Linked DNA regions of Mus musculus: region 1 is linked to region 2. A link is a loop called in an ENCODE intact Hi-C map of the cell type or tissue named here. Cell type or tissue: heart. All regions are shown on one strand. Each heading gives the region's core, and the rest is flanking DNA. Links, peaks and the distances in the headings are about the cores only.

Region 1 (12,113 bases), core at 2,006-10,005, 76 kb before region 2:
TGGGACCTAGGGATGGAACTCCGAGCTTCAGGCTTGGAGAAGAGCACGTCGCCTACACAGCCAGCTCACAAGCCCAGCAGTGCTTTAATTCAAAGACCCTTGCCGAACAGTGAAATGTGAATTTCCAGAATCCAGACACCTCATTAGCTATGAACACTGGCTTAAAGAACAAAAGGTAAACACAAATAATAATAATAATAATAATAATAATAATAATAATAAAAGTTGGTTCTACTGGTATGTAGTCCTCCACCCTTCAAAGATCCCAAAACTGTGCAGGCGGAAGTATAGGTATGTTGGATACGGTTCAAGTGCACTGCTTACAGCTGTGTGCAAAGATTCATGGTGTCACTGTCACCACAGTCCTATCACCTACAAAATATCCATTTTCAAGCCTCATCTGCCAAGGAACCAGGAAAAGCATTAAAAAAACAGAAGCAAGGAAAGTGAAGGAACAAACACTGGGGAAAATGATTATAATCCGGACTTGCCTCAAGATCATTTCTATTGGCAAATGCTATCACATCTTAAAAAGAAAAATCACCAAGTATATAACAAACTCTGTTTCAAGATTATCTATACAAGTATAAGTACACTTATAAACTATATGTAATACATATAAGTAATACTGTCTAGATACCAGATTCACAACTGAAATTAAACAGGGGAGACTTGGCTGTTTATGAGCAATGTCTCCATACCTGTAGTGACCTCTCTGTGCTCTGCACACACAACCAAGACAGTGGCACCATGTAACAACTGCAAAATAACAGCGAAGTAGCTACAACAGTAACTAAAGTGGGCCATTTCATCCTCATGTGCTCAGGACAGAGAAGACTGAAGCAAGGGTCTCCAGGGTCTCAAGATTCAGGCCAAGTATTTTAGGAGACCTGACTGCACGTATTAACAGAAGTTCCTTTAAGAATGGCTAATGGTCAACAGCAGCGGTGAACCAGAGTGGGCAGTGGAACTGACTGACAAACAAGTGACAATCAAACCGACAGCCTTCAGTGCTGTTCTGCAGCCACAAAATTTATTAAAGTCACTGCCATCAATTCCCACGGCCATTGTCCACTCAAAAGGCTAACAGTGTGGGTATGTGGTCAGAAACCTTTTGTGAATTGCTGTGAATCCTTCAGCAAAGAAATCGCCCCACCCTGAAGGAGTCAGACTGCAGAAACCCAAGCCATCTCTTCATGTTTTAAGGAGGTCAGCGCCTAGCTGATCTGACTCCCTTATAGTTCACTGAGAAGCCGCTACAAAGTGCAAGCACATTCATTTCACTTGGTAGTAACTCAATTTCCCTTGAAATCCAGAATCACCTCTTACATAATTAAATGGAGCCAGTTATGTTAAGTTAAAAAGTAAATTCTTCGTTTGGGCTTAATTATGCATAGAGAACCATTACAATATATAGTATTTATAGACCAAGTTAACAACGGCCACACCATTAGCACAGCATAGTTGCCCAGGGAGCCGCACTGAATGGTGGTGATGTTCTCATCCGAGTAGAGTATACAGCACCCATCTGACTTCCAGCCTCCTTGTCCGTTCAGCAAATCAAAGTCCCACTGCGCTGCAACCGCATCTGCTCCGTGGGCAATTCGGCGCAGCGTCACATTAACAGGGATGTGGTGGGTATCTACGGTTGCACCATCTGGAGAAAATGGGAAAGAACGGTATTTCTCAAACAAACTTCATAAACAATTAAATGCCAACTTATACACTGATGGGCACTCTGCAAGATCCTTTTTCACTAGTGACTCATTAAATCAACAGAGAACAAAAATAAGCATATTTTTAGGAAGAGCAACCAATAAAGCCACAGTGCCGAGCGACTGTCGGGTAACATCTGCCACACAAACCTATTTTCGTGAGGATCACAGGGGTCACTACTGTCCGCCGCTTGCCATCGTCTGCCAACTTTGTTGAATTTCCTGTGGCTGGAAAAAGCTTTCCGTTGCGGAAGGCAATGAGCTGGAGCTTATAGAGGGCGTCATCCGCCGCTCGGGCTTCTCGCTTGTGTTTTGGTGACAAAAGGGAGGAAGGAAGCTGAATGGAGGCCTCCATGATGGTGTTCTGAAAAAAGATGGATATATATTATAAATAATATATAATATATATATGATATATATATATATATTATAAAATTCACCATACTAGTGTGAAAAAACTTGAACAATGTCAGGTAGTCAAGAAAATGTTCAAATTATATGCTAAACATGTCTTCAAAAAGTGTATACAAAAATGAATATTTAAAACAACTAACAAGTCCAGAAAAAAAAAAAAGTCTGAGCAGTCCAGAGCAGCATAGGTCAAAAGTATAAAAGAGAGAGAAATCCAAGTTCTTGTTCCAAGAGTTTAAAAATAAGAGAACTGTTCATTTCCCCCATGACAACATACGCAGCTACGGCAGGCAGCATTAAGGAGATGGAGAGCTCCAGTCATCAGTTTTACAGTTACCAAGAATAAGCAGGAGGGGCGAACAGAGTCAGGTTCACACAATAAAAGACCAAGATTTTAACGAGAAAACCGAAGTTTAAACTCAACACCCCGCTACTTCAGCATGTGTGTCCCTGCGACTAAGAAACAGTGCTTGGGAACCACAACAAACGGAAGGGAAAGTGCTTGACAGCCAGGGTGCCCTCACTTCTTCACAGCTGAGCACAGCCGGAAGGTCCAGCAGCAGTATTGTCTGTGTCTACTGCGGATTTTAAGTTACAATTCAACCTTAATAAAACACGTTAACTTTAACAAAGATAAGCATTCAACTTTAACAGGAAAAAAAATCTGTATGCTCATAGATTTTAACCTACCTGAAAATATTCACTAAAGGAAGAATTTATGACAAAGTCATTTTCTTAGCCACCAACCCCTTTCTCCCTCCAAAGCAATCTACAGGGAACCAAAAGAATTTTTTCTTGAAAGACAAAGGTGATTATTATTGTACTTTAATAATACTTTGCTTGTGAGACTTTTAGAATACTGCCCCACATGCTAAGGCACCATATAATTTGACTAGAGACTCCTGCTTACATCTATGTCCTAGCTCAGAGGTGGAGACAAGAGTGCCACAGCAGGAGCCTCTGCTCTGCATGGGCCTAGTGTGCTGGGCCGACCGGGCCCTGACATCAATGCCCTACTATTCTGCTGTCTGACAAACTCCTGAATCTATCTAGTGGACTTGCTTTTTAACAAGGTAATTCTGTTTACAACAGAAAAGACAGATCAGAAGGCATGGCCGGCCGGCAGCCAAGAGAAAGACTTTACACATGCTCTTTGGTGGAAGAGTCATTCCAGTGGCTTCCTAGGTGGCTGTCCCCTCTTCTGGACGATAAAGAGTATGCACACCTGTGTTACACAGTCAAGTTCTACAGCTCCAACACATGCCTCTCTCGGCTTATTAACTAGACAGGAAGGAATTTGGGCTGCAGATAACATTATTCATTTTTTTATCTCCTGTGTACTACTTCCTGTCATTTACATTTACTGAAAATAGCTCACTGTTAATAAATTTAACCAAGTCAACATGGCATGCTTGCTGAAAAAAAAAAAGAATTAAAAGGTTGTACTGAAGCAAATGATTGACTGTGTAATTATTTAAGTGCTCTGCTTACAATGCCGGCACAGCAGATCCCTGGCTGTAATCTGCTAGTGTTATTTGAGATATTTACATATTACTTTTACATTAAAGACGTCATGAAAATATGTGTCAGAATTACTGTCTAAGGAAAAGCATGCAAAGGCTCCCATTATTCTTACAAATATGAGGCATGGAGAGGAGGTAGAAAGGATGAGAGCCAGGGGGGATGGAGGACACTGGGAGACCAAGGCCTCTAAAGCAAGGAAACAAAGCACAGATGAACTTAGAGATGGAAGCAGCAAGCACGGGGCCTGCACCGGACTGCAGCAGCTCTTCTGAGTATTTGCCAAAGCTCTCAGTTTAGTGTTTTTATGGACTCCCGGGTATGAGGACAAGTGGCTCTCTCTTGTCTCTGCCTGATTTTAGGGCTCTTTTCTGTGCTATGAAAATATATACATTTGTTTTAAATGTATAAGAAGTTACCTAAAGATAAAAAAGATCAAGCCATCATTCAATTAATAGTTCATAACCCTTCACAAAAATGATACCTTCTCAAGCTTAAGAATTACAAAATTCATAAAGTAGTCTTACTGAAGAACTCAAAATTATTAGAAAGTAAACAGAGTTCTCCAGGAGAGTGTCAGTAGTGATAAGGAAATTGATCTTTGGGGTTGAAGAACACATGGCAGCCTGATGTAGGCCTGGACTTTGGGGGCATACTGGAAGTAAGAAAAAAAGAAGCACTGAACGAGGACAAGAGAGCCTCAGCCATCCTAACTCGGGCTTAGACACCGAACTGATTATTACATTTCAGAACTAACATCCAACGTGTTGAAAAAAGGAGATGTAAAAGTTTGAAATTTAAAAAAAAATTTAATCTTAAGCTTGTAAAACTAATCAAAAACAATAAAGAAAAAGCTCATAGCAAGAGCTACACACCCACAGCCTTTACATAGTCAGGGCTTTTAAACTTCCTTCAGAGCCCAATAGAGAAAATTACCAAATCATAACTACAGGTTCCATGAGACAAGAGGAGCAGCCCAGGGTGCTGAGGAGGTGAACTGCAGCTGCATCAATCAGGTCCACAACTCGTAGTAAGAACGCAAAATGTATGTTTCCTTCCTGTAAGAGAAGCGTGCTCACCATCGATGGGAAGGCGGTAAATCTAATTTTAGAAATCACTGAAGAACACGTAATATGTCACATTCCTCATGACTATACCTTTGTCTGCTGGCCTGAAGGCAGAAACAGTTTATAATTTCAATTCATCACATGTGGTTTTTAAGACTGTGTGGATTATAGCAATGAGCAAGATATGTACACATAGAAATCACAGCTAATAAATGGGAAACGTCTCTTAAGGAGCTGTGAGAAGCGCAGGACTGTGGCTTCTAGTAATCACTGTTGGAAGATGGCGGGCCTTGCTGCAGACAGCAGGCAAACATGTTTGGAGTGGCTCCCTCCTGATTAGGGGACAGGGTAACACTGCTCAATTTCCTTCAATTTGTGTTTCAGCCTCAGAACAGTTCCAATGACCTCTGTATCACAGGATGGAGGGAAATGTGGCCAGGAGGGCACAGAAACCGCAGGGCTGCGGGTGCGACGATTACTATGGCTCTGGGGTGGGAGGACCATGGTGTGGGAGGACCATGGTTGGGGACCAGGAAGAACACAGTGCTGACTTAACAATAAGCTAGAACCGCATGTTCTAACATCTGCAGTTTTGTTTCACTATGCCAATAGGTAAAGCATGAACACACATATGAAAGGCGTGTTATCATGAGCCTTTCAGTACCATCCATGGCAAATTACTAAAAAGAAGCAGGATATAGGTTAACTCAAACCTGAAAGCAATTTAGATAGATGTTAGCATCTTATGAAATGAGATGGCCTTCCTCCATTAGTAATATTCAAATTTTAAACAATATTTTTTAACTTTTATAAAATTCTAACAGTAAAGTCAGGATGAATTAAAAACCACTGAATTTTAAACAACAAAATACCAATTGATTTACTCCTGCAATTGTAAAAACATGCCATGTTCTAAGGCACCTTCTTGTCTGTAACTAGACATTTAACTACCTTGTGCTTCTTTCCTGCTGTAGATAACGAGGGTGGGGTGCTTTCAGGATTCATTTTCAACTGATTGTCCTTGTGAAGAACATTTAACTGTTAATTTTATTTGACAGTTTTTAGAGATTAGGTTATTTTGTGTTTGGCCCTGTGTGGTCCCCAAAGACATGATCAGGTCCCTGCTATCAAATATTCATAATTTAGATAAGAGAGAGAGGTGAGGCCCACTGCCACAATGTACTAAGAATACAACTAACCCTGAGAAAGCGTTGTTGTAAATGTCAACATAGACAACTCCTTTCATCTTTTCAAAACTGTTTAAGTTTGGTGCCATTTCATGAGCCTCTGCCAATAGCATGGCACAGAGAGTCTGAGAAGCAGAGACCCTGGTCCCTGGTCTCTGTCTACACAGCTGTAATATGGAAAGAGAACGCATGGAATGCAGGCTACATAGCTGCAGAGGTCACAGTCAGTCATATCACATGACCTTGGGGAACCAAGGCACCATCAGTAGACTTGCAACTATTCCAGCAAATGAACAAAGCACCTTGGGATTAACAGAGACTAATTCTGCGAAGAAGGAAAAGAAGCAGCAGTCTGCACAGAGCCCCAGAGGGAGAGAGCATCAGAGTGTCTTCCAGGCTGGGAAGAGCTGCGCACTTGAGAAAGGGTAGGAATCAAGGCAGGAAGAGTGAAGGCACTTAATGACTGGCCTGGGAAATGGTGAGAGCTTCAGCTGGGATAAAGCCCCAGGTGTCTGGGATGAGAGACGTGTGGGATGTTCAAGGATAACTGGTATCTAGTCAGTTATAAATGGTTGTCTCTTAGTTCCTTAGAACACTAGCTGACTTCTCACATCCCTTGTAGTTCTCTGGCAATGGACTCTGCTGCATCACATGAACGTGCCTAGATTGTGGTTTCAACAGCCAAAGGGATCGCTGGGATATCACAGGAACCACTCGCTATGGAAAGATCTTCACGGTGCTCCCAACAGAAACCCCACAGGGCCAGTTGGCACTCAAGCAGCTACATGACAGGAAGGGAATTCAATGGCGTGCTCACTAGGAGGTTAATGATGGTACACTCGTCCAGCAGTCCTTAGCCCAGGTAAAGAAAGAATTTTAAGGAATGGCGTCAAGACACAGAGGTTGAACAGGAATGTGCAATGCCTTGGCAAATGCAACCTGCTCCTAAAACACCGCATGACTTCTTCATTTATGAATTCTGACAGTGAGACATACTCAGCAGAAAACGTCCTTTGACCTTTGGTCTTCCCTACGCTAATAACTGGTAGTGTCATCCTCTCTTGTAATACTGGGCAGCAGCAGCAAGCGCAGGTCCTCAACTGGCCATGAGGCCGCAGAGTGGATGTCAAGACTCCACAGCATCATGTGCTGTTCAGCTAGAAAATACACGATCTCATGTATAGTCCCTGTATTCTCAGCAGCATTATTTTCAACCAAAAATAGTTTAATAAAGGTGAGTTTATACTACAAGCCAGGAAAGTCTGCATGGGAAAGTATGAATCTAGCTAGGGTGCATGCAGGGATGCACAAAAACAAGCCAAAATATGCAAGAAGCAAACAAGCCAGATACCTTCTGCTATGTAAAGGCATCTTTCAAAAAAAAATTTTTTTAATCATTTCATTTGTTTACATCTCAAATGATATCCCACTTCCTGGTTACCCCTCCACACTCCCATATCTCATCTGCCCTCTACCCCCTCCCCTTTGCCTCTATATGAGGGTGCTCCTTCACCCACCTGCCCACTCCTGTCCCACCGCTCCAGTATCCCCCAATGCTGGGGCATCAAACCTCCATAGGACCAAGAGTCTCCCCTCCCATTGATGTCAGACAAGGCCATCCTCTGCTACATATGTATCTGGAGCTATAGGTCCCTCCATTCACACTCCTCGGTTGGTGGTCTAGTCCCTGGGAGCACTGGGTGGTCTGGCCAGCTGACACTGCTCTTCCTATGGGGTTGCAATCCTCCCCCACTCCTCCAGTCCTTCCCCCAGCTCCCCCATCAGGGTCCCAGAGCTCAGTCTGGTGGTTGGCTGCAAGCATGGGCATCTGCATTGCTCAGGTGCTAGCAGAACCTCTCAGGAAATAGCCACACCAGGTTCCTGTCAGCAAGCGTAAAGGTATCTTATACGGGTTCAACTCAGTGCTAATGTGAGTCCACACTGAAGGGAGATGCAGTGAATGATTGGATGCATTACTTCAAGTAATCTAGTTAGCATATTTTTGAAGCAATTTTTAAAGAATGAAGAATTGCCCAGCTTCAATTTTTAGGGGTGAGGAAAGTCCCCTGATAGAGAAAGCTGAAGTGCATTTTCTACGACTGACATCCAACCATCTAATTAATTCTGCATCCATTGTGACGGACACGCTCCTCCCTACCCTGTCTCACCAGAACCATCCATGGAACAGGAATAAGGGCACAGAGTGCCTTGTTCTCTAGCCACAGGATGATCTTAAATGGAGAATAGACTATAAGGTGCACATCCCTGAGTGGCCACGTGATACACTCACAGTTAGCTGGGGGTGTTCTCCTGAGACAGGGGCAGGCTGTGAAACCCATGAAGTACAGGGTGGCATCACTTCTGCCCCTTTCTACCAACCATAAGCCATCAATCTCAAGTCCTCCTCAGAAACAGACGCCTATCTCCAATGCACTCCATATGCTGCTATCTCAGCTTCTCTTTACGGAGTATTTTTTACCAAGAAAGGTGCAGGAAGGTAAGCTGAGCTGGACTACAGGTGGTGCCTGTGGTATCATGTACTCTCACCAGGTCGAGAATAGCAGATCCAATTGGCCAATTTGCCTCTGAGCACAGAGTACTGAGTACGGCGCCGCATCATCAGATCCACTTCAGACTGTCTTAGTGGCTACAGGATTTCTATACTCAGCACACTTAACTCTCCTTATGAAGGGCATCAGGGTGAACCATGAGGAAATACATGAGTTATCCATCCTCTGAGTGGACACATATCAAGTATCTTCATCATATCAGAGCACCTCTGTGATCATTATTTGACAGGCTCCTTATAGCTAAAAGCCACAGAGACCAAGACAGAGCTAAGTGAAATGCAGACACAGAGGTCCATCAAGGGGCTGCCATTCTGTTTCCAGTGCTTTCCTTCAATGTGGCTGAGGCAAACTCTGAAATGTGAAAATAAGTTTTTTTTTAAACTGCTCAAAAGACAATAATAAAAATGATATTTTTAAAAACATACACTGCAAATTTTGAATTTTTAAAAAATACATGTCACATATTGACATTTCTTTTCCAAAATTTGACATATGCCAAGACTCATTTCTGTAGACACTGTAGGCATACTGCCAAGAACCCACAATAATTCTATGGCTCAAGAAAATGCTTTAATATCTTAAAACCAAAAGAAGAAAACTTTTATATGGAAGAAAATATTTTGATAAATAATATTAATACATCTGCCTTTATACCACAGCAATCAGAAAAACAGCAGGTTTTGGTATTTCCAAGTGGAGAAAGGCAATATGAAGGCAAAACTTGTGCGGCCTGTGACGTCTGCATGCTCTACCTCTGTCTGAGTCTCCTTTAAAACAGCAGCACAATACTCCACAGCCTCCCACCAAACTCTTTAAAAAGACATACATGAAAAAAAACCAAAAAACAGCAAAACCAAAGCCCCAGTGTTTGGTAGCAGTGTCAGGAAGAGATCCCCTCCCCTCCCTTGTGCCAGCTGCAGTTGGGAAGCTGGCCCTGATGAGGTCAGGAGAGCAGGTGAGCAGGCGAGCAGGTTCAGTACCTCTCAGGCCCAGATCCAGGGCTTTGAACTGGCCCTCCCCAACATCTACCCCATGCATAAACTGCTGGACTGCATGAAGGAGCCTATCCTACACATGAAAAACTACAGGATCTTCATGGCACAGGGCAGCAACAGGATGTCTGAGAGGAGTCCCAGGGAGGACCCAGCATTGACAGAGTGGCAGAAGCCAGAGGCCTTGAACCACACCAACCAATCATTGCTATGAACATTTGTAAGCAAAGGAAGTGTGGACAAAAGGGTGTACGGTGGGACACACTGTGACACACTACAGCTTCCACAATGCGATTTTTTTTTTCCTCTGCAAGGGGGAGGTTACAGGCTATGAGAAAGGAGGGTGAGGACAAGGGGAGGGAAGAGAAGTCGGACTGGGGTGCACGAAATGACATTCACATGGAACCGATAAAACATTTAAAACATACATACTTTAGCAAGATTTCTGGGTAAAGCTAGACTGAGTATTCAAATTTAAGCAAAGATAACTTTAAATGGCCAGAGAGGATAGCACACCTTCAGGGCCAGGCTTGAGAAGGTGCTGGAGACATTGCATTTGAAGCTCAGCTGCTTATCCAGGTTTCCATCCGGGTCCCTTCGCCCATAGTCAGAAAGACCTGCACGGTCGGAGGCAGCCACCTTCTGGAACACGGAGCAGGTCATTCCTGTGAAGCCAGCAGCCTTGATGACGTAAGCCTCCAGAGCAATGTTGGGCGAGTACTGCAAAAATCAACCAAACAGGAGTTATGGAAGATGCAGAATGCAAGGTAAGGGGGTGTTCCAGGACTTCACAGACACACACACACACACACACACACACACACACACACACACACACACACACACACACACACCTTAAAGAAGTGAGGAAGGCTGTGAAGAGGGAAGACCTGAGGAGGCTGGCATGCAAGGGGCAGGTGGGCAAGGGGAGGAATGAAGAGATATTTAATTATATATAGAAATTAAAAGTAATAGTAACCTGAGGGCAGGCACTGTAGCTCAGAACAGAGCATTTGCTTAGCACACAGCAGGCCCTAGGCTTGAGCCTCAGCATTACAGATAAAAAGAAATAATAAAAATAATTCGAAAAATACCTTCCAGCTAATAAGCTAAAAATGTGAAGATTTTGTTCACAGGATGAGCTATGAGAAAAACCTGTAGCAACCCCCCCCCCATGTGCACAGAATGGCTGATAAGAAAAGGAGGGAGTCCTGATGATGCTCCCTCCGACTGCCCACGCTGCTGCTTCACACGGAGAACAAGCAGGCTGTCTGCACTGAATTCATAGAAAGAAACAAAAAGCTGCAGACTCATCCTAAAGCTGGTTTTTTTCCCCCTAAAAAAGGCAGATGCTGATCCAAACGGCAGAAAATAAACTGAGTTAAGTAGTAAATTAGGTCAGGATAATTGCCTAAAACAGATGGCACCTGCCGACCCTCTAACTTTGAAGGAATTCAAAGGTGATCTGAACTTAGGGAATCACTAAGATGTGCAAGCTGCCAATCCACAAACCACTATGCCTGTACTCTGGAGGACCCCAGCATCTCTCCCACTCCACCACCCATGCCAGCGGAGGCACAGGAAGAGAAAAGGTGACAGTTTCACTTTCCAATCTGCCGAGGTGGCAGGATTGACTGTTCATGTAAAGAAACCGTGGTGACTGCCTTGCTCTGAGGATGATTATGTATGCATTAGCGTCTATTATGCATGCATTCACACACTAACCCTGTGAAATCAGCATTCATTACACACATAGACTAATAAGGTATACTCCATATAATTGCTGGATAACAATCCACAAAACTCCTGTAGTTTCTGAAACATCACATCAACACAATTGATGCCTGAAACTTCCCTGGGGAAGCCCTGTCTTCATATCTTTCTTCATACACCTTCTTGACTTATTATACCAACCCCTACCCCTTTCCTGGTTTACTTCCTCTAGGCTCAGATATCTGTGGTCAACCATCATCTGAAAGCACTAAATGGAAATTTCCAGTTATAATACTCATAAATAACTTTTTTCTCTGTTATAATCTTTCTATGTTACCATTAGGTGTTATCAATCTCTTATTGTGCCTGATTTATAAGCTGAGCATGGCAGCTATGAACATAGAGGATAAAATGGCAGATGCAGAGCTCCTGACTACCCATGGCTTCAGGCATGCACTGGGGTCCTAGAATACTTTCCCAGGATTAAGGAAGGCAGCTGTGTAAGCAGATGTGTGACTCTTGGAGCCTGTTTTGCATGCCGAAATGGCCTTCACTCCTGTGCCATCACTTTTATTATGCCCTTCTATGGCAGAAGGACCTGTGAGGTGCAGCTAAGTAATCCAGGAGGCTGTGAGAGGGGAGCATGTGTAAACAGTTGGGGAGGGTATTGAAAGACAGGTGGGTCTCAAGTCAGGCCATGCCTCTAAGAGTGAAACCGCCGTGAACTTAGCGGTGAGACAACAGCTACATTATCCCTCTAATTACATAATTATTTGGGCACAGAATTCCAATCTTAATTGAGCTAACGGGAAATAACGCACAGGATGATCAAAACGGCCTCAGGAAGTATAGAACACTCAACTTCCCTTTAATAGTCAGGAGCTGAAAACCATTAATCAGATCAGAGTATGATAGCTAAGGGAGTAAGACATTTATT
Region 2 (12,113 bases), core at 1,623-9,622:
TTCACCTCTGTTCTTAGGGAACACAGAAGGCCCCTCTCCCTCCCACTTACAGCTGCCCCTGCACTTGCTCCTTCATGCTCCTCTTGGCTATACCTTGTCTCCTCTCACTCTGGCAGGGAGGGAAAGTCCTTGCTACCATCAAAAGCCACACGCTCTACTTATGCTCAGCCCCATCTATCTTTCCTTCCACCGCCATTTCTCCTCCTGGCAACTCTCTCCCATCCCATTCAATATACCCCCATATGCCCCAGGAAACCCAAATCCTTTAAGAACACCTTCTGCTTTTTTCACCCAGAACTCCTGCTTCATCCATATTTGATTATACCTTTCCCAATCCCCTTCTCCCTTCAAGCTACAGAGCCTGGCATCTTTCACTTTTGGTGTATGGACGGGGCTCTTAAATGGCTGTCAAACCTTCAACTGTCAAAGACGAGTCTCGGTGTGTCTGCACTTGATCTCTGGGCACCTCACCACCAGGCGGCTTCTCCCACCATGATATCTCATGATTACTCTTCTCTTTGCTCCGGCAGCCTCAGTGGTTTCTCCAGGAGAGTAGTCTTCATTTATAATCTTTTTGAGTTCCAACATCCCCTGTTTTCTGCCTGGGACCCAGCCCCCTTTTCATCTTGTTCCCAGCAACACCAACAAAGCAGGTATGAGAAATACCAAGTGTGTCAAAGTCAATATCCATAAGCTATCTCTATACTAATGGCCCAACACAAGACCCCCAGTCCAGTTGGGCTGGCAGCCAGCCTGCTCCCTTATGCCTTAAATGATCTCTGTCCTCCAACTGAACCTTCCCCTTCCCTGAGGCCCTACTCAAGTCTTAACTTCTTGCAGGAAAGAAGTACTTCCCAGGGACTCTGTACCACCCCAGACTTCTCCCCCTTTCAAGTCTCCTAAAACATCATAAAGCAGTGCAGGACTTTTGTATAATTACAGGAATTCTTTAATTGTACCTGAATGTTGCCCACTCTATCTATCCTGTCCTTTCTCGCCAACAATGTTTAATTAAGTTCCTGAACACTCCAAGGGTTCCTTTTCTTGTACCTGATACTGACTGGGCCACATCAGAGGCGTCGAAACAATTACCAACTGACAGAAAACAAACATAACATTTTATAAAATCAAGACCCAAACTCACATGCACTGTTTTCACTTATCAAACTAAGAGAAAACCAGACTTCATTCCTGAGTGACAATTCCCGACTTAACTGTTTCCCTACAATAACTGTGAAGGCAATACACACGGACACACATGGCTAACCCTGTAAAGCTTTCAGCCAATCACGTTCTCAGAACTTTTAAAATAACATATGTAATAATATTTCATATAAATACAGAGATGTAATAAATAATTTGTGTCCTGTAAAACTATTAAATGCAGGTATTTTTTTGTTCACTTTCTCTGTAAACTTCATAACTAAAATTTATCTCCTTAACAGAATCTACAAGAGAACCTGGGACCGAGCATGCTCAGGCCAAAGACCTTTGCTCAACTTCTTTTGATAAACACAGCATCTGGAAGTAAGAAGTGTTCATTCTCAGGGTTGAAAGATGTCACAGTGTCCACCTATAGCAATGACAAGTTCCTCGCCAGACAGAAAACTAGCCTGTCCTTGTCATACTCACAATCCAAGCCAATTAAATGTTCCTCTCTGCAGTAACATGACAGCTCACTGAAAACCCTTGGACACACACACTTAAGGCCTAAACACTAAACCAGGGAGCCAGGTATTTTCTAATGTCTCTCTCTCATGAGCATCCAGGCAAGGGACATTTGCCTCTACTATTCCAATGCCACAAACTGCACAGCATCCTAACTGAGTACTACCCTCCGGGAGCCTAGGCATGCAGGAGCACTCTGACTTCAACTTCCTCTTTGCCTCCCTGCATCAACTATTTTCTTCAGTTGTCTTCATTTTCCCAGAATTGGCTCAGGGTTTTCTGACCCTAGATCACACAAAGTGCCAAGGCTTGCTGTCTTCCTCTGGGCGGGCCCTCTTCTGCTCAATGTGCATCCCGATAATAAAACATTTAGCACACTGCTCTAAGATTTAGTCAGAGACTGTTCTCCAAATACCTGGGTATCCCTCAAGAAGAACAGTTGCTTGTTTTGCAGTGGTGGGAATCAAACTCAAAACATTGTAGAGACTAGGCCCACTGTGTTCATCCAAGGAGCTACCCCCCTCCCCAGCCCCCAGGATCTTGATTTTACTTCTGTGTTAAAATGAAATATATGGTAATTAACCCACCACAAAGATATTTGTCCAAGCCCTAGGTAAACTGCCCCTACCTATGTAACTTTATTTGGAAAATAGGTCTTTTCAAGTATAATGAAGTAAGAGATTCTGACAAGAGTCCTTAGAGTAGCCCCTATCCCAATCCAAGACTGTTCCTTTTTTGAAAGAGAGGGTGAGAGATGGAGAGGGAGGGAAAGAGGGAGGGAGGAAGGAAGAAAGGAAAGAAGGAGAGGGGCGGGAGGGGGGGAGCCACCTAAGGCACTAAGACAAAGGAAAGAGAGCCAGGTGAGAGACTAAAATATACCTATCATAAACTGAAGGGCACTCAATGCCAAAAGAATCAAGAAAGGAGTCTATCCTAGTTTGTGAAGCTGACACCTTAGACTCTGGTCTACTGAACTGAGGAAGACTAAATCTATTATTTCAAGGAGCCAAGCATGTGACAATCTACAGCAGCCTTAGGAAACTAACAGACAACCCAAACTTCCACACAGCGTCTTCTACCAAGAATCCCCTGAAGGCAAAAAAACATTGAACTAACAAAGATGAAGGCAGGTGTGAGCATCTGATGAGACACATCTCAACTGCAGGGCAAGAATCTGGGACCAGGACCAGACACACAACCACTATGGGAACTTAGATCTGCCTTCACCCACCGTTCTTGTGAAAGCCTGTCTAGCAATATGAAACAAGTAGCCTAGGAGCCCTTCCAACAGGCTTGGAATACTCTGACCATACTTCAGCAGTGGCTTAACTGAGCCTTTACTTACTTGCTGGTCACTTAATTTTATTAATTTTATTTTTATCTAACCAGCTTTCAGACATAAACAAGGATCAAAATGACATTTCAAAGGCCTTAAATGGCTATACGCATGCAAAATCTGATGCAATAATTGATAATAGGGCAAAAGGTGATTTTGTACAGCAATATCACCAAATTTGCCAATACCTTCCGTATAATGGATCCATTTCAGGACAAGTAAACGCAAACAGGAATCAGGCTGAGTGCCGCTCACTGACCTAGCACTGGGGTGTTTATCCAGTCACTACTTAAGTCACTTGGGTGACTAATTTTTCCAGTCACAGGGGACTTCTCCAACACTGGGCCTTTCTCCACCAGACTTAGACTTTAATTAAGGTGCCTACAATTTTGTTCACTTCAAATCTGGCCAAAACCTAAATAAATAGAACTCCTGACGTCGGCCAAATGGCAAAGGCAACACCGAAGTGTTGAGTCAGTAAGAGCCCAAGAAAACGAAAACTACTTTACCCATCTTCAACCCGAGTGAGCAGAAAACACAGTTTCTTGTGTTAAATGTCTCCTTATCAAAAAAAGGAAGAAAGAGAGAAAGAAAGGAAGGGAGGGAGGGGATGGAAATAAGTCAATAAAGGTGTTGACTAGGCTATGTGACTAGGCTATCCCACCAAATATCCTTCCGTATAGTTAGGCTACATTAAAAATCCTACTTTAAGTGGGTTCATTGATCACACATGTCTTTTCCTTTATGTATGCATAGTGGCAGCCTTGATTCTTTTTTAAGAAACCTACCAAAACAACATAGGGAAGCAAGACGCCCAGGGACTCAGATTTCAGCCTGCCAAAATACCCGCTACAAACACTGTGACTCAAACTTTTCCAGACCAATTCATCTTTCACAGAAAACTGAATCTAAAGTCACTGGGCCAACCGCTCTGTCCAGCTGGCACAAAGAACCACGTTTCCAGGACTGAACCCTGGATCCTATAGCACAGTTGAGTTACCAAACTTTTCCTTCCAGGTGGAAACCCACACTGAAAACCCGAAGTCCTTCCAACCTCTGGAGGGCTCACTCAACACACACTGTTTTCAATCCCGAAGTTCCTGGCTTTCCCGAGAGCTCTCCGACTTCAGTATGGGGCTGAAATGGACTTGGACAACTTTTATCTTACATTTCTCCGAAATTAGTAACTCTAAAAGTTGTTCTGAAAGAGCACTAAAAGTAAGGCAGAAAGCGACGAGAGCTTCGTAGAGGTTTGGAGACCACACAGAGCCACCCTAAACTGTGGCGTCCTGCAAACTGGATCTACCTCAGGTGCAACTTCATTTCCACAGTTAGGATGAAGACTTCGGAGCACACAGGGTGTTCCCCAGAAGCCCCGAGCCAGGATGAATGAGCTTGGACTGCACCGACTGAGTGTTTATTAGCATCTTCACGTGGTATTCGGCGGCCGGAGCACAGCAAAAGCAGGGATGGCATGGGACGCTCCCGGGAACCCCGAAAACTTTTCTTTGCAAAACTAGCAGAGGGGGAACAGAGGCGGTTGCGAAGGCGATGGGCCACCCTGGTCCCACACTAAGCCACAGGGCTTCTCCAGCACCACCCCCAGCCCGCCGCCGCGCGCACACAAAGGAGCGTGTATACCCGGGAGACCCCCGCGCCCATTCCGCGCACCCGGGAGCGAGGGAAGCCCAGGAAAGGGCAGCGGGGCGTCGTGGGTTACTCACAGGGTGACCGTGCGGTTGGGCAGCGTGTCCGGGGGCAGAACCTGCGCGAGCTCCAGGCTGCTGCACACCACCTTCCCCTCGGCGGCGGCGGCCGCTCGGCCGGTACCCCGGGCCCGACCGTCGTGCTTGCAGCCCGCGGGCAGCGCCGCGGCCCCGCGCTCTCCTCCCCACAGCAGAGCGAGCAGCGCCAGCGGCAGCAGCAGCAGCGGCGGCGGCGGCTCCATGCCGCTGACCGGGCCTGCGGGGCCGAGAGACGGCACCGGCCTAGCGGGCGGCGGCGGGGCGGGGCGGCCCTGGCGGTGGCCCGAGCCTCCCGGCGGCCCGAGGATCGGTCCCGCTTCGCGACGACATGCTCCTTTGTCCGCGGCCGCGCTCGCCCTCCGCGGAGCCGCGGGGTCAGGGCCGCCGGGTCCCAGCTCGCCGCTCGGCCCGCGGGAGCGCCGCCTCCTCCCGCCGGCTCCTCCCCGCGCGACCGCTCCTCCCACCCCAGCCCCGCGCGCTCTCAGGCCCGCAGCCGACCCGACCTCGACCCGGGCACGCCCCCAGGTCCTGGCCGGAACTCCGCTGCTCCTGGACCCAGCGGAAGAAAGTTCTAGACTAGTCTAACTCCAGCAGCCCTGCGGCTCTGCTCCACGTTTCCTGGCGCCGCCGCCTGGCAGACAAAGCCGCCCTGCACGCCCCTAAGAGCCCTGGCTGGAGGGGGTGAAGTTCCTTTCTCCAACCTGACGAGGGGAAAGAGCCTGAAACCAATCTTTCCAAAGAAAGGCCATGGTAGAAAGTTTCATTATCCGCCAGAGCCAGAAACAGGTTTCTTCCCAATAAACTGAACTCGGAAGCTGCCCCTGGCCTGAAGCAGCTGTGGGCAGGCTGAGGATGCATGGGGACCATTCAACCGAAATTTCTGAGTCCACAGGTAGATCAGATGTTAACCAGTTGGAGCAACAGTGACGAAGCAGCCAAGAAACCCAAGCTGAATTTTATTATTCATGCCAAAGACCGCAGACCCCACCCTAACATTTGCAAGACCAGGGTTCTCCTACCCTATGTTTAAGTTTATAGAGACTATACAAGCCAACAAAATGAGTTTTATTCTCCTTTGAGAAACAGACTTCCTTAACATCCAGGAAGGAGCAACTTGGTATACAGAAACCTCGCGTACTTTGGAGTTCAACCCTGTAACTTAGCAGGTAAGGAGCACGTGATCACAGCCCGTGGACACAGCCAGTGGCCTGTCCATCCCCTGCTGGCCTTGCTTCCTATACTGGTTCCACTCAGCAACAGGTGGGGCGTGGCACCTGTGTACACACCTGTGCCCAATCAGCCTATCCGTCCCTCCCAACACAGCCACCCTTAGGCTGTCACAGAGACAGGAGTGGTTATTCCAGCTGCTTGATCTTACATCGAGAGAACTGGAAGAGAAGCAGGGTCCATGGCAGGCATTTTTTAACTTGGATCTAAAAAGACCTCCGAAAAAAAATTTCCAAGATCATGTCCCAGATATATGTATTTGGCGTTCTCCATAGTAAATAAGCTACCAAGACACTTAGATAAGTGCGAATTGTGCATCACTTGATACTTCTTGAGATTTAACTATCTAATATCTAAACACAGTGGTGCATATAGCATCTACTAATACATCAATGAGGAGAGAATTATTCTGGCTCTGGAAGTTGGCATGTGACAAGGAAAAGAGGGATCCAGACCTATAGTATCCAAGTTAGTTAAGGGTGGCTATCTAGAGCTTAAAATTTATCTACAATTCTGTAGGAAGTGGGGTTTTTATTCAATTTCACTTTTATTAAATTCAGCTTTAAATGCTATTACATATGTGTTGAACAGCACAAGTCTGTGCCTACAGTGGCTAAGAAAAGTAAGAAATCATAGCCATTATTAAGTCACTTAAAATTTACAACTAACTATAGGTCACAAACTCATATTTTCAGTTATAGTGAGGTTGGTCACCTTTCTGTAGAATTTATATGAAGATGATTACCCCTCCCCCTCCCATAAAATCAATACCTGTCATCATTACCTGTTCTCACCATAAAAATAAAATCTTACCATAATAATTTGAAAGCTTTTATTTGCCATGTTGCTGTTGATATAGCCATAGACTGGCGTATCATAGACTACATGAAAATGTTGATAACTATCACGGAGGTAAATGTGTTTGACTCTTCTAAGACGTACTTAGCATGCGCTTTAAGTTTGGCGTCAGATTTGTACTTCACGATGGTTGAGAATATTAAAATATAAAATCACCAGGAAAGGGTAGGTCACAAATAAGACCATGAATCTAGAGACAAACATGGATGAAACAATCCTATTCTGTGGGCCAGCTCAGCTTTCTTCCAAAGAAGTCATTCCGATGAGTGTTGAAAATAAGTCATTTAAAAGAAAAAAATCACAGAGTGGAGCCGGCTTTAGAAATTCCCAACACTGTAGACCCCAGAGTGTGCCGAGCGCTGAGTCTATGCAAGCACCGGGACATGGAGCCCTCCCTTAGAACTGCATAGATCTCAGAGGACGATGGAGTCCGAGCTTGACAGCTTCACCAGAATTTAAGCTGGAATTAAGCTACTCTCACCCTGACATCTTCTCGCCAGACAGGTCCAGTGACTGCTGCTCCTCCCTCAGGCCTGGAGCACGTGGCAACATTTGAAACTGTAGGGCTTCCTGGGTCTTGAGTTCTCACTGTGTCTGTGACTGTCCCATAGCAGAAAGTTCTAGAAACTGAGATGTTACTTCGTAACCATACAGGAACAGGGCAGCATCACGTTGGCTGTTGCTTTAAGGAGGGGGTATGGACCACATTCAGCATTTCATCAAGAACAGTGGTTCTCAGCCTTCCTAATGCTGTAACCCTTTTAATACAGTTCCTCATATTGTGACACTCATGTTTTGTTGCTACATCAACACTCTAATTTTGCTACTATTATTAATGGTAATGTAAATATCTAAATATAGATAACCCTAAAGGGGTTGAGACTCCCAAGTTGACACTCACTGGTCTAGAGACCAGTTGAGACCCGCTGGTCTTGTAAGGTTTGTAAGAGATATCAAACATGCTTTGTTTTTCTTGATTTAAAATAAAATACTGTATAAACTGTGTATGTCTGCGTGAATACCTGTAATGAAAATATGTTTTAATATATGTGTTCATAGATAATAAATGTGTCTATCTAAATTTACTGCTAACAGTTCCTTTTAGGAACCTTTTCCCGTCACCAGACTATGAGCTTCTAGAAGCCTTTCTTGATTCCCCCTTTCAAATCACTCTCTCTCTTTCCTCCATCTTGTGCCTCTGGAATCTGGATTGTTTAGATCCAGGGTCTAATGATTATCTAAACTTGGCGCATAACTTCCTTCTGTTTGAATTTTACATCTGTGTATGTTAGCTCTCCCTTACCACAGTTGTAGCTCCCTGATGGTCCCTGTTTCCCATGGCAGGTTGCTGCCCAAAAGCCACTCTTAAGCTTTTCTGAGGTGCATCACTTTCCAGCCATTCTTGTAACTACTGGTGGCAGATGACCCTGCAAAAGGAATCAACAATTATGCTGTTCACTAGTGTATATAAATTTAAGTGTGTATAAATTTAACCTAAAAGCTTGACAAGATTTTACCCAAAAATTCTATTTCTCAGTCTTTCAGATCAGTGCTTCCTAGCTGCTTATAACTGATGAATATCAGTTTGACTTCAGAGATTCTACAGTAGTTGTAGAAACTTCTATGTGTCATCTGTTTTAAAAGAGCCTATTGTCTAGAGACCTGGCTTGGGGATATAGAGCACTGATTACTATTTCAGAAGTCTATGGTTAGATTCACAACACCCACAGGGAAGCTCACAACCAGCTGTAATTCCAATCACTGGAGATCTAATGCCCTCTTCTGACTGCCTCAGGCACTGCGTACATGGAAACATAGAAGCAGGCAAAACACCCAAACAAACAAACAAACAAACATGCCTAAAGCCTACTGTGTGATTCTGTTAAGAGGAAGATGAGGGAAAAAGGAAAAGTGGATGCTAATAATCCATCCCTTTTTCCCACCACTGACATTTGCAACCTAGAGGTGAAATGTGTGTTTTGTAATCAGAAGGCAAAAAGCCTCAAGGAACACTTTAAATCATAGAAGGGTATTTAAAAACAGAAGCATTCAGCTTACTGAGATGATGGTCAATTGCCACTCAAGCCTCTGGACTTCTTTCCCTCAGTGGTGAGTATCCTTGCATTTATGTCACCATTGTTATAACTTTCTACCACCTAGGGCAGTCCTGGCACAAAAGCAACTCAACGGCATTTGATAATTTACAACATTTTAGATGTACTCATTTCTATGTTTCAGACATCTGCTGCTATCCCTCAGCCATGATGACTAAAGATAAGTTTTGTTGAAATAAGCATTATGGGTGGCCAAATATAAATTCCCAGCTATTGTTAACCAATGTGAAATGGATAAAGTTCATTCTTCTAGGATCAGATAGAAATGTGTAATGCCATGATTAAATTTACAGCAGGAAAGAACATCAATTGCTAGCACTTGAAAGGTCTCTGGAACACCTTTTGTAAGCCTTAGTAATTAAACAGACATTCTCAGTTCACTTTTGTGTGCTTGGATGGTAATCTATTAATTATGACATCTGTGGTTTGTATTTTTAGTGTTTTCGTAGCATGTGTTAGAATGTGTGCTTGGTCATTACCCAGGACCCAGATGGATCCACAGTGTTATCTCAGATATCCTGCCTCTTACACAGCTTTGGCCCCAGCTCTGGCTCACTGGTTAGGAGATACAGTGCCCTTCAGCAAGTCACTGTACGTCACCTTTTTAAATGAGGACTTAAACCAGCACAGGGTTTAAAGTGCAATTTTTGTCCTGATGAGCCATGAAGTCATTGTTGGTGTGCGGCAGCTGGGCTATTATTGGAATGTATCTTCATGACACCACTACTCTCTTTAGGTGACCAAATATTTTTCTGAAATGATATTTTCCTTCTCCATTCCAGTGTAATTATTATTGGTTATAAATACAAAGGAGAAATATGAGGCAAAATCCAACCAGCCGTGCCATGAGAAGAATTACCTTGATAAAACAGCGGGCACCAAGTGTTTTTATGTCCAGATCTGTTAGCACAGATTCATGGAACAAGAAGGCTTAGTCTATGCTTATATCACATGGTTTGTTTCATACACAGAGAGACATTGCTGGAGAGATGGTTCAGTAGGGAAGAACACTTGCTGCTCTTCTAAAGGACTGGAGTTTGGTTGTGAGCACTGACGTCAGGCAGCACAGGAACGCCTCTACTCTAGTTCAGAGGATATGTCATCCTCTCCTGGATTCTGGATGCATCTAAATGCACATGTCTCGGCATATGATCAAAGTGCATACATGCACATACACACAGATAAAAGTTAATATTTTTAAAACAAAGGATTGGGAAAAATTGAATCATTCTCCATACTGGTTCACAATATCACGGTCAGTGTCTGGATTAACTCATGTATTTGCACTTTTGTCTTTGATCTCAGACACATCGTTGTCCCTTACTGATGGGGCTTTAAAGGCTCAGCTCTGAGGTCAGAAAGCAAGGTGAGCTGGCAGGAGACCGTAGGGACCATTTGTTCTACTGGGCCCATGAAAACAATGCTTGCTGATCATACTTATAACCAGCCAAACTGCCCAGTGAAGGGCTGTGGATTGTGTATGTGCCTTTTGGACACAGCACATGTAAGGCTAGGTTAAAAGTCACTAATGAGGCTGATTTTCAACCCAATTAGTAGAGTGCTTCAAATGTCCCATGTATATTCAGGAAAGCACGAATAGTGGGCGTCTCCTGGGCCTACCCATTCTTTTCTGTGTATAAGTACTTCTCTCATACATTCCATCGCTTTTATCTGCTTACCACATCTACTCTGTTTGCTTTCCTATGTCTGCCAAGTCTCACATCTCTTTGCTCATAGACTTAACATTGTTTCACTCTCTCATCTCTCCCACATTTTTTTCTAGAACATGATTAAATCTTCTCAACTGAAACTTAAAACACATAACAGAGAGTGCAATGGCTTTAAAAAAAATTTAGAACCATAATCTACTACAGAAGTATAATGTCTTTCTAAGACAGTATTTCCTGAGTGTCTATGTTGCATGTATGTCACAGCCTGTCCTGTCCTGACTATGTATATTATCTATGTGGTGCTTCAGTCCTCCATATAAAGTCATAATGCTTAACATCTATTAGCAGACTAATAACTGTTGATGAAAGGCTCTGTAGCAGATTTACCAATCATGAAATGTCCACCTAAATCTTTGTTTTCAATGATAGCTTCCTCAGGGTCAGCTGATAGGAGCAAAATTCATTTTTTGAGCTAAGCAAAAGGAGATAGTATGTTTGAAACTATTCCATTGTCAACAAAGTAATTACTTCTTTGATTTGGCCTGTGATCTGGAATATTAACCACTATGCATCCCGTCTTTTGGTACACACACACACATACACAAACACACCACAGCTTACTGTTAAGTTTGATTTTTGCTTTAGCTGTTAAACTGGAGATGAAACCCAGGGCTTGCTTTGTGCAGGCCACACAAGTGCTTCACCAATGAACTATAGCCAACTCCTGTTGATTTCATGTTCTTTCATCACTTAGAGACCCCAAACAAATGTTACCATGTCACAAAACAAATACTGTAAATTAGTGACTCTTTAAAACATTAAATTTACGTACATTATTTCAAACATGACACAAACTATGTTTTATATTCTAAGTTGCTTCAATCTATATGTTAATACATTTAAATGCATGCATATATTATGTAAATACAAAACTGTTCAAGTATATACAAAATTTAAAAGTACACAGACCATTGATCTTGAAGATGGGGATCAGATTACTGCATTGACTACACCCTCACCTAGGTTACCATAAACAATGCATTGCTTTAGTGTTCTTCATATGTTGTTCATTGGTTTAAATTTAAGTTAATCTAACATTGAAAGCACACAACACATGACTTGCCCACAGGAGATTGCTCAAAACACAAGTAGAATTGTAATCTAGCCCTTTCCTCATGTTCCAGATGACAAGGCTGGAGCCTATAGAAATTAAATGAATGTGTCCAAGCTTCTTGGTCCTTGAAAAGCCTGAAGCACATACCTGGGAAAACTTTGCAGGTGTGATTTCTCTCCCTTATAGACCTATAATCAGGCATTCTTATACACCTGGTCAAACACTGACTTATAAAGATTGCTTGCTCAATGTCGGCAACCCTGAAGATTAGTGATAACAGCTTGCCCTCCAGTCACATTAGGAAGGTTAAGTAATGCCTGGGTGAAATCACTGGGAAAAACATCTATGCAACGATAGTATTTCATCACTACAAATTATGAA

Evidence for each region. Hi-C counts contacts between places; a loop is a spot of excess contacts. Peaks named below come from ENCODE experiments on the same cell type or tissue, not always from the same donor. Only the 100,000 strongest peaks of a DNase experiment are listed, where the experiment ranks them.
Region 1: it touches region 2 in a loop (2.3-fold over the local background); 5 of 42 quality-filtered maps call a loop at or near these places.

Annotation. Positions count from the first base shown.
Region 1 is chr5:49,977,495-49,989,607 of GRCm38, forward strand. It overlaps Adgra3 (adhesion G protein-coupled receptor A3), which reads right to left. Exons shown (of 19, transcript NM_133911.1): 12 at 9,980-10,183; 13 at 1,866-2,079; 14 at 1,449-1,657. Among named protein-coding and RNA genes, the nearest start is that of Adgra3, 75 kb to the right of the region's middle. In heart, for the core only: no CTCF peak of the experiment used is centred there; no DNase peak of the experiment used is centred there.
Region 2 is chr5:50,053,824-50,065,936 of GRCm38, forward strand. It overlaps Adgra3 (adhesion G protein-coupled receptor A3), which reads right to left and starts at 5,173. Exons shown (of 19, transcript NM_133911.1): 1 at 4,729-5,173. The coding sequence starts at 4,952. It overlaps Gm36702 (a long non-coding RNA gene), which reads right to left. Exons shown (of 3, transcript XR_001784857.2): 2 at 8,138-8,261; 3 at 6,560-7,516. It overlaps LOC115490186 (a long non-coding RNA gene), which reads right to left and starts at 4,720. Exons shown (of 2, transcript XR_003955916.1): 1 at 4,311-4,720. In heart, for the core only: a CTCF peak has its summit at 5,413; DNase peaks (open chromatin) are centred at 4,638 and 5,228; H3K4me3 peaks cover 2,264 bases; H3K27ac peaks cover 2,374 bases.